2 separate regions of the Homo sapiens genome follow, and region 1 is linked to region 2. Evidence: read pairs that join two places in POLR2A ChIA-PET (ENCODE). Cell type or tissue: CD4-positive, alpha-beta T cell. All regions are shown on one strand. Region 1 overlaps SUV39H2 (SUV39H2 histone lysine methyltransferase). Region 2 overlaps FAM107B (family with sequence similarity 107 member B).

Evidence for each region. Peaks named below come from ENCODE experiments on the same cell type or tissue, not always from the same donor. Only the 100,000 strongest peaks of a DNase experiment are listed, where the experiment ranks them.
Region 1: POLR2A ChIA-PET joins it to region 2 with 5 read pairs; 2 of 35 experiments call an interaction of 5 or more read pairs at or near these places.

What each region holds. Positions count from the first base shown.
Region 1 is chr10:14,902,444-14,907,443 of GRCh38, forward strand. It overlaps SUV39H2 (SUV39H2 histone lysine methyltransferase), which reads left to right. Exons shown (of 6, transcript NM_001193424.2): 6 at 1-1,872. The coding sequence ends at 69. It overlaps DCLRE1C (DNA cross-link repair 1C), which reads right to left. Exons shown (of 14, transcript NM_001033855.3): 14 at 2,170-5,000. Among named protein-coding and RNA genes, the nearest start is that of SUV39H2, 26 kb to the left of the region's middle. RefSeq lists an enhancer at 1,910-2,610. In CD4-positive, alpha-beta T cell, CTCF peaks have their summits at 2,012 and 2,211; a DNase peak (open chromatin) is centred at 1,998.
Region 2 is chr10:14,569,264-14,574,263 of GRCh38, forward strand. All of the region lies in intron 2 of FAM107B (family with sequence similarity 107 member B), which reads right to left. Among named protein-coding and RNA genes, the nearest start is that of MIR1265, 140 kb to the left of the region's middle. RefSeq lists a silencer at 3,174-3,223. In CD4-positive, alpha-beta T cell, no CTCF peak of the experiment used is centred here; DNase peaks (open chromatin) are centred at 638, 1,038, 1,678, 2,848 and 2 weaker places; H3K4me3 peaks cover 3,256 bases; H3K27ac peaks cover 4,336 bases.

The sequences.
Region 1 (5,000 bases), 330 kb after region 2:
CCAGCCAAAAAGAGGGTCAGAACAGTATGTAAATGTGGAGCTGTGACTTGCAGAGGTTACCTCAACTGAACTTTTTCAGGAAATAGAGCTGATGATTATAATATTTTTTTCCTAATGTTAACATTTTTAAAAATACATATTTGGGACTCTTATTATCAAGGTTCTACCTATGTTAATTTACAATTCATGTTTCAAGACATTTGCCAAATGTATTACCGATGCCTCTGAAAAGGGGGTCACTGGGTCTCATAGACTGATATGAAGTCGACATATTTATAGTGCTTAGAGACCAAACTAATGGAAGGCAGACTATTTACAGCTTAGTATATGTGTACTTAAGTCTATGTGAACAGAGAAATGCCTCCCGTAGTGTTTGAAAGCGTTAAGCTGATAATGTAATTAACAACTGCTGAGAGATCAAAGATTCAACTTGCCATACACCTCAAATTCGGAGAAACAGTTAATTTGGGCAAATCTACAGTTCTGTTTTTGCTACTCTATTGTCATTCCTGTTTAATACTCACTGTACTTGTATTTGAGACAAATAGGTGATACTGAATTTTATACTGTTTTCTACTTTTCCATTAAAACATTGGCACCTCAATGATAAAGAAATTTAAGGTATAAAATTAAATGTAAAAATTAATTTCAGCTTCATTTCGTATTTCGAAGCAATCTAGACTGTTGTGATGAGTGTATGTCTGAACCTGTAATTCTTAAAAGACTTCTTAATCTTCTAGAAGAAAAATCTCCGAAGAGCTCTCTCTAGAAGTCCAAAATGGCTAGCCATTATGCTTCTTTGAAAGGACATGATAATGGGACCAGGATGGTTTTTTGGAGTACCAAGCAAGGGGAATGGAGCACTTTAAGGGCGCCTGTTAGTAACATGAATTGGAAATCTGTGTCGAGTACCTCTGATCTAAACGGTAAAACAAGCTGCCTGGAGAGCAGCTGTACCTAACAATACTGTAATGTACATTAACATTACAGCCTCTCAATTTCAGGCAGGTGTAACAGTTCCTTTCCACCAGATTTAATATTTTTATACTTCCTGCAGGTTCTTCTTAAAAAGTAATCTATATTTTTGAACTGATACTTGTTTTATACATAAATTTTTTTTAGATGTGATAAAGCTAAACTTGGCCAAAGTGTGTGCCTGAATTATTAGACCTTTTTATTAGTCAACCTACGAAGACTAAAATAGAATATATTAGTTTTCAAGGGAGTGGGAGGCTTCCAACATAGTATTGAATCTCAGGAAAAACTATTCTTTCATGTCTGATTCTGAGATTTCTAATTGTGTTGTGAAAATGATAAATGCAGCAAATCTAGCTTTCAGTATTCCTAATTTTTACCTAAGCTCATTGCTCCAGGCTTTGATTACCTAAAATAAGCTTGGATAAAATTGAACCAACTTCAAGAATGCAGCACTTCTTAATCTTTAGCTCTTTCTTGGGAGAAGCTAGACTTTATTCATTATATTGCTATGACAACTTCACTCTTTCATAATATATAGGATAAATTGTTTACATGATTGGACCCTCAGATTCTGTTAACCAAAATTGCAGAATGGGGGGCCAGGCCTGTGTGGTGGCTCACACCTGTGATCCCAGCACTTTGGGAGGCTGAGGTAGGAGGATCACGTGAGGTCGGGAGTTCAAGACCAGCCTGGCCATCATGGTGAAACCCTGTCTCTACTGAAAATACAAAAATTAGCCGGGCGTGGTGGCACACGCCTGTAGTCCCAGCTACTCAGGAGGCTGAGGCAGGAGAATCACTTGAATTCAGGAGGCGGAGGTTGCAGTGAGCCAAGATCATACCACTGCACTGCAGCCTGAGTGACACAGTAAGACTGTCTCCAAAAAAAAAAAATTTTTTTTTTTTTTTTTTTTTTTTTTTGCAGAATGTGTCAACAAAAAATACTTTCTTAATGGCATTTGTGTTTTAAGAAAAATCAGTCACATAGTGTCAGTGTTAAGAAAAGGTTGTAGGTTTACAGGTTGCCCCCAGTGGCCATACTTTGAATTGTGATTCTCACGGGTTTAAAGATGTGATTTTTAAAAAATCAGTGTTTTACCATCTAGTTATTTGATCTTGTCCACTTTTTTGTGTTCAACAAAAGTGTAAAACTGGAAAGCAAAGAAAAAAAGACTATTTTCAGTAAACATGTAGTTTTGTTTTGTCTTTATTGATAGAATGTAATGGGCCTTTGGGATCTTAAGTACTACTTATGTTACCTTTGTTATTCAGATGCTGAACTTAAGCAGTGAAATAATAGAAACTAAAGGATGTTATTAAGGGGTTTAACTATTTTAAGTCAACATTTAGCTTATCCATCATATTGGTTTCCTGAAGATGTCAGAATTTTTCAGTGTAAGACAAATATCAAAGGTAATAGATCCAGTTTAAAAGGTGAATCCACTGTATGTATTATATTGATACCATCATTTTCAGGATCTACATTAAGAGGATGGTGATACATAATTAGTAATCTCAGGGTTTTTTCCCCCATATCTAAAATGTAGACAATAGTTGTTTCTCTTTTAGTTCATCAGTTTCTCTTAGCAAAATAAATTAGGTTGGGCATTTAATGTTCTATTTACCATGGCTTAGCTTTGTTTCTGTTTTACAGTCATTTCCAGTAAGACTATAAAAGGGGCAGAAAAATACTGATGTATTGACTACGTGCTAGCAAGATTAACCGAAGGTTTATATTCAATTCCTTTAAATGTTACTTTCCTTTTAAGATAGCTTTCATGGTTCATGCATTTGATACTACACTTGATCTTGGCCAAAAGGCCAAGGAGTGATGGTTCATGCATTTGAATATTAAAGGACAATTTGACATTTCGCTAGCATAATGTGGATGAATACTTCAGAAATTTTTGAGCATTGTCACTCACCAGGTACGTAAACATACTATGGTAAGTACTGCCTAGAAATGCAAAGGAATTTTAGAATTCAGAGCTCATATTCATTGACCCAGTCTTTTATGCCTTTTATATGTATTCATGTGCTTCTAATGAACCTGTCAGGTTGGTGTAAGGTAACAAGCTTAGACTGTTAAGATAATGTCAACATGCCAAGATCACCCAGTGAACTTTTTAAAGTATTTAATCTTCGGCTTCAGGCAGACTTTTTAAAAAACTAGTTTATACTATTCAAACATTTAAGTCCTGGAACTCTTCTCCAAGATAAATGTGGCTGACTGCTGAGTGTCTTCTGTGATACATCTTGGCATTTTGAAACTTCATGTTTCGGCTGGACACGGTAGCTGACGCCTGTAATCCCAGCACTTTGGGAGGCCGAGGCGAGTGGATCACCAGAGGTCAGGAGTTCAAGACCAGTCTGACCAATATGGTGAAACCCTGTCTCTACTAAAAATACAAAAATTAGCCAGGTGTGGCACACACCTGTAATCCCAGCTACTTGGGAGGCTGAGGCAGGAAAATCACTTGAACCCTGGAGGCTGAGGTTGCAGTGAGCTGAGATAGGGCCACTGCATTCCAGCCTGAGTGACAGAGCGAGACTCCATCTTGAAAAGTAAAAAACAAAAACTTCATGTTTCCTCTTGTGGTTTATGATTCTTGACGTAAAAACCAAGTAGCTGCTACAATTAACCCTGCTCATGTTTATACTTTTTTGGAGAGACATCAGAGCATAGCAGTTAAGATCATGGTCTCTGAAGCCAAACTGCCTGTGTTTGAATTCTGCCTGTGCCTCATAGCTATGTGAACTAACCTCTGTGCCTTTGTCTCATTTGTACATGGGGATTAGAAATGTATCTACCTCAAAGGGTGGTTGTGAAAATTAAAGGAGTTCATATAGTCTGTAAAAAACTTAAGAGCATCATCAGAGTAAGCACCAAATATAATTTCTGGTAATCACTATCGGTTTCTTGATCACATCTGTTGTAGTTGTCTTAGCCCAATTCATTCAGCCAGCATTTATAATGCCAGACTCACATATAAAACAAACGTAACAGTATGTAATATTAATGTGATTATAAAATAACAGGAATATATTCAGAGGAATGTTTACAGGCATTTTTTGAACAACCACTTTCGATCATAAGGTACACTGTTAAAACTAAGTTTTAGTTAACAGTGAATATATACAAATGTGTATAGTTATGTGTATACTAACTCTGAGTCTTGTTACCCTGGTTAGTCTGGTGGATCCAATACTTTTTGGTCGGATTGCCATGCAGCATCATGATAATGCATATCAAGTGTTAGTTTAACTGATCTGCAAATTGTTTTAAGTGGTGTCTCTGCTTTTGCTTCCATAATCTATGAAATGTCACAATAACTAAGTGTTCCTGAATATCTGTTAAAACTTGTTAAAAATCCTCATACATAACACAAAAGCCTAACACATTGATGGACTTCAAGAATGTTGAATGACTCACAGAATAACACATATACTTTAGTTTTTTTTAATTTATTTTTCTTGAGATGGGGTCTTGCTTTGTTGCCCAGGCTGGGCACAATCAGCTCACTGCAGTTTCAACCTCCTGGGCTCAATCCATCCTGCCACCTAAGCCTTCCAAGTAGCGAGGACTACAGGTGCACACCACCATGTCTGGCTAACATTTTGTGGAGACAGGGTCTCCCTGTGTGTTGCCCAGGCTGGACTCAAAACCCTGAGCTCAAGCGAGCCTCCCAAAGTACTGGGATTGCAGGCAGGAGTTACTGTGCCTGGCCACCATTTAATTCTTGAGCATTTTCTTTTATATTCTAATTGTCCGCTTCTAATTTGGCCACCGTATTCACATCAAGGTTAAGTGACTTAACATCTTTGGGGATAAATAAGGTGCTGATTTTGTCTATAGCCATCAGTTTATCATACTAGATCCAAGTTTGTCAATTTAAATCAGGTGTGTTTATGAGCAAAGATATGATCATGCTGAATGTTCCATGTGTACTTCAGGAGATACATTCTGCTAGTTTGGGGTGGTGTGTTCTATAAATGTCAATTTAATCCAGTCGGCTTATGAT
Region 2 (5,000 bases):
GATATAGAAATAGAGAGTGTAGAAAATATTTCTTGACAATAAAAGTCAGAAGGAAGATTCGAGTTATCCTATCCCCATGAAAGGAAGGGGAGGGTACATGTTGTGTTGTGGTGAGCTGCAGTTTGCATTGTGCACATATGTGTGTGTGTGTGCATGCATGCATGCACACATGTGTTACGTTAAGATCATAACATGTGGTGATCTAAGTCCTCCGGAAGCTAGACAGACTCAACATATTGTTCCAGCAAAAACTTTAGCATCATTTAGAAAAAAATATAGCAGAAAAAAATTCCTCAACTCAAGAACAACACAGGTACTTCTGTTCAGTGTAACCTTCCTCTCAAGTTTTGGGAAAGATGGAAATAGGCCAGGACTGGAGGGGTGGAGCCCTCACACAGTCAGCTCACAGGTCAGCAGAAGTGACAGGTACTCCAGACTTAAGACCTTGAGGGAAACCAAGGTTCCTCTGTCTCTTCTCTGAAATAATCAAGTTCTTTCTTCCCTTCTCCCTCCTCAATGCAAGGCCGTGCTTCCCCAAACAAGATCTGGGACTCTCGCGCCTACTGAGATGGACAGAGAGCTTCACAGGTGTCAACAGTTTCAAGAACCTTGGCCAGCCTCAGCCAACAGCCAACCAGGCAGGCTGGGCGAGCCCAGAGGTTCCCGGAAACCAGAAACTAGGGCAGAAACACCCAGCAACTCAGTCGCTTTTCTAAAACAGAGCTACCAATAAATATATAAATCACTGTCATGAGCCATAGAAAGGGAAAGCTTTTATAAATTAAAGCATCCAAATATTAAGCCAATATTACTTAGGATTGCATTTATCATTGCTACAGAAAAAAACTGTATGTAAATAAATGTGAATGCATACAAGGTAATTGAGTGTCCTATGTTAATATAAGGGTAGCCCATATTTTTTCTGAAATGAAACGACATTGAAAACGTACCTACCAAAAAAATGTGGTGGGTGTGTGTGTGTGTGTGTGTGTGTGTGTGTGTGTGTGATGTTTATCTAGGTCAACATTAGATTTTTACCCAATATCTGTGTACACCAAGGCCCAGCAGGGCAGGGTGGTTACACAGTGTATGTAGCAAGACAAGCCATAGCCACTGTGAGAATGACTGCCCAAGAGGAAGGAGAGCATTAAATCTCCTTAGACAAGTACCGACAGGTACTGGAAATGCTGTTTCCACAGTGGCCACCCAAGACATTCTCTCCCTAATCCTAACCAAGGAATAAGAAGCAAATTAAAGGCCAGGCACAGTGGCTGACGCCTATAATCCCAGCACTTTGGGAGGCTGAGGTGGGCGTATCGCTTGTGGTCAGGAGTTCAAGACCAGCCTGGCCAACATGGTGAAACCTCATCTCTACTAAAAATACAAAAATCAGCTGGGCATGGTGGCGAGTTCCTGTAATCCCAGCTACTTGGGAGGCTGAGGCAGAAGAATCGCTTGAACCTGGGAGGCAGAGGTTGCAGTGGGCTAAGACTGCACCACTGCACTCCAGCCTGGATGACAGAGTGAGACTCCATCTCAAAAAAAAAAGAAGTAAATTAAACTCAGCACATATCAGTGTTTTGTTGTGGTCATGTGTTCATTTTTTTTTTTTTTTAATCCACAACTGTGAAGGAGGAGGTGATGGCAATGAGCAGAATGCTTTCAAATCAAGTGCTATTTTGCTAAAATCAAATATGTCTTAGCTCAGGCTGCTATAACAAGCTGCCATAGGCTGGGGGCCTTAAACAACACTTGTCTATTTCTCACAATTCTAGAGGCTGGGAAGTCCAAGATCAAGGTGCCAGCAGATCGGGTGTCTGGTGAGGGCTCCCTTCCTGACTGGCACACAGCCACCTTCTGGCTGTGTCCTCACATGGTGGACAGCAGGGAGAGTGAGAAAAAAGCTCTCCTGTCTCTTCTCCTGGAAGCACTAATCCCATTCTCAGGACTCCCCAAGGCCCCTCCTCCTAAAACCATAACATAAGGGGTTCAAATTTCAACATATGCATTTTTGGGGGTGACACACACATTCAGATCATAACAAGTACTTCAAAATATATTATCAGGCCTACAATCTTCACTAGATAGTCAAATTTTACTGGAAATAGATATCTTCAGAGAAAATGCATAATTATCAGGATCCTAGACACTTAATAGAGCATGGATAAAATAATGCAGATAAAAGTTAGTGAATCCAAAAAGAGTTCTTAAAAAGCTAAGTAAAAGGCGACTCATCCAGAGTTTGACAGACATGGTTGGCATCTGAAGAAATTTTAGGAAAAAAAAATAGTTCACAACTACACAAGACACAGCCTATTACAAAGCTCTCTTCCTGGCAAAGACACACTATTCAATACCACTCACTATAACAACATATAATTTTTATTTAGTCTCATACAAGTCTGCTATTGTGTTAACAAGTCTAAGTTCACACAACATTTTCTAGAGAAGGACTACATTATTCAACAGCCATAGAAAAGTCCCAGTGTTTATTCTTACCTCAGATATCTATTTTCTTGTTTATGTTTTAATCATGGGCATTCAAGGTGGTGAAAAATCATCCTTTAGCAAGAGAAGAGTTAGCCCAGGAAGTCATCCCCATCCATGTCACCCATCAAGGCCTAAGTGACGAACGGTTACAGAGACTGACCTAACCTCACCTCAGTAGATATAGGCAGGCTCCTTAAGCCCAAGGTAGCAAATAAAAAGATCGCAGTAAGAATGCACCTTCTGACTGTGGTAGTTCCTTAGAGCGGTGAAGAAAAGCACCCAAAACAAGAATTAACCATCCCCACAAAGAACTCTCTTTCTGGATATCAAAAGAGCCACAGTTCAAGTTCAAAGAGAAACACTCTAGCAACTTCTGAAAGCAGGAACTGTATGCAACTGAATGACCTCATCCGGCACAGAAGCCAGAGCAAACAATGAAAAACAAACCGTACCAACTCTGGTACCAGTTACTGACCTTCCAGACCAAGAGAACGTGCTGGCAGCACTGGTGAAATGTACTTGTCTGTACAAAAATCAGCTCCTCTACTTGTAAGCAAATATGCACGCAGACTCTCCAGCCCTGGGTGGGTACCAGGTTGCAACACTCACACAACCTGACTGCAGGAAGCATGCGTGAGTCAACCTCCAATTGGAGGAGGACAAGTTCTCGCACTTCTTAGAGCATCACCACAACACCTACAGCATGGAGGCCTGAGACCAATCAGAATGGCCCTCCTGAGGCTGGGATTCATGGCATCACAGCCCACTTTATAAAATGTGCTAAGAATTTTCTATGGGGAAGGGTTATGTTTAACATGGCGGAAGACAGGTGCGGTGGTGTGCACCCGTGGTCCTAGCTACTCCAGAGGATCGCTTGTACCCAGGAGTTTGAGGCTGTAGTGCACTATGATCACATCTGTGAAGAGCCACTGCATTTCAACCTGGGTAACACAGAGACCCCATCTCTTCAAAAAAAAAAAAAAATTTATATATATATATATATATATTAGAGTGTGTGTGTATATATGTTATGTATAGGTGTATGTAGATATACATATATATTAGATTGGAAAAAAACGACAAGCAGAAGGGACTTGAGTTCCAGTCCCAACTCTGCCCAACTATATCTGTATGATCTCTGGGCTGAAGGATCCTCCCCTCTAAAACAAGGAGTTTCCTTCCAGTTCTAGATTGTTATTACTATATTATTAGGAAATAGCAAATATATACCAAAGCAGCAAGAGTGGAATTACCATTGCAGAGGCACATATAGACGCCCACTTGGTGACATCTGGCCCACAAGTACATTTCAACTCCTGCACCAAGCCCAGTGCATGGCAGACACCAGCTACCTCCCAGTGCCGCAGCCCTGCTCAGTCAGTGCACTGTGGAGAGAAACAGGCTTGGTGGAAAGCTCTGAAAACTGTCTGCTATGGTTTCACTCTGTCCCCCAAAGTTCATGTTGAAACTTAATCCTCAATGCAACAGTGATGAGGCCATAAGGGCTCCACCTCATGAATGGATTAATGCTGTTAATGTGGAAGTGGGATATAAAATGGAAGACTTCGGCCCCCTTCCTCTTTTGCCCTTCCACCTTCCACCATGGGATGATGCAGCAAGAAGGCCCTCACCAGATGCAGGCCCTCGACCTTGGACTTCCCAGTCTCCAGAACTATAAGAAACACATTTTTGGCTGGGTGTGGTGGTTCACACCTGTAATCCCAGCACTTTGGGAGGCCAAGGCAGGAGGATCACTTGAGGTCAGGAGCTCAAGATCAGCCTAGACAACCAACATGGTGAAACCCCATCTCTATTAAAAATACAAAAAAAAAAAAAAAAAATTAGCAGGACATGGTGGAATATGCCTGTAGTCCCGGCTACTTGGGAGGCAGAGGCAGGAGAATCACATGGACCCCAGAGGCAGAGGTTGCAGTAAGCTGCATCACCCCACTGCACTCCAGCCTGGGCAACTCCATCTCAAAATAAATAAATAAGTAAATAAGTTTCTTTTCTTTGTAAATTACCCAGTCTGTGGTATTCCACTACGGCAGCATAGAACAGACTACAACAGCATCTATAAACAATGCTGTTTGACTCACACTTGATTCACTTGGATTCCTTCCAAATGATCATTGTGGATACATGATATAAAAACAAACAAACAAAAAAAAAAAACCACCCTAGGGCCCAGGAGTTTATCTGCTCTTTCTCTCATAATCTACCCTTCCCATGACACAGGGAATATTTTGGTGCTCTCAACATGAAATGCCACAAGACCAGGGTAGACACTTAAGGGTTCAGCTTCCAAGCTCTGCTTATAAAAAATGCAAAATCTCAGTTCAGTAAGAACAGGGTTTAGTACAATACACAAACACTACTGAATATGCATGCCACCCTGAGAAAAAATCTTGAATTAGTATGTAATAAATAGATAACAAGGTGATATTCCTCAGGCATCCTGACACAGTTATTCCCAACTGAATCTGTAAGAGTGAACTGTTACTCTTTAC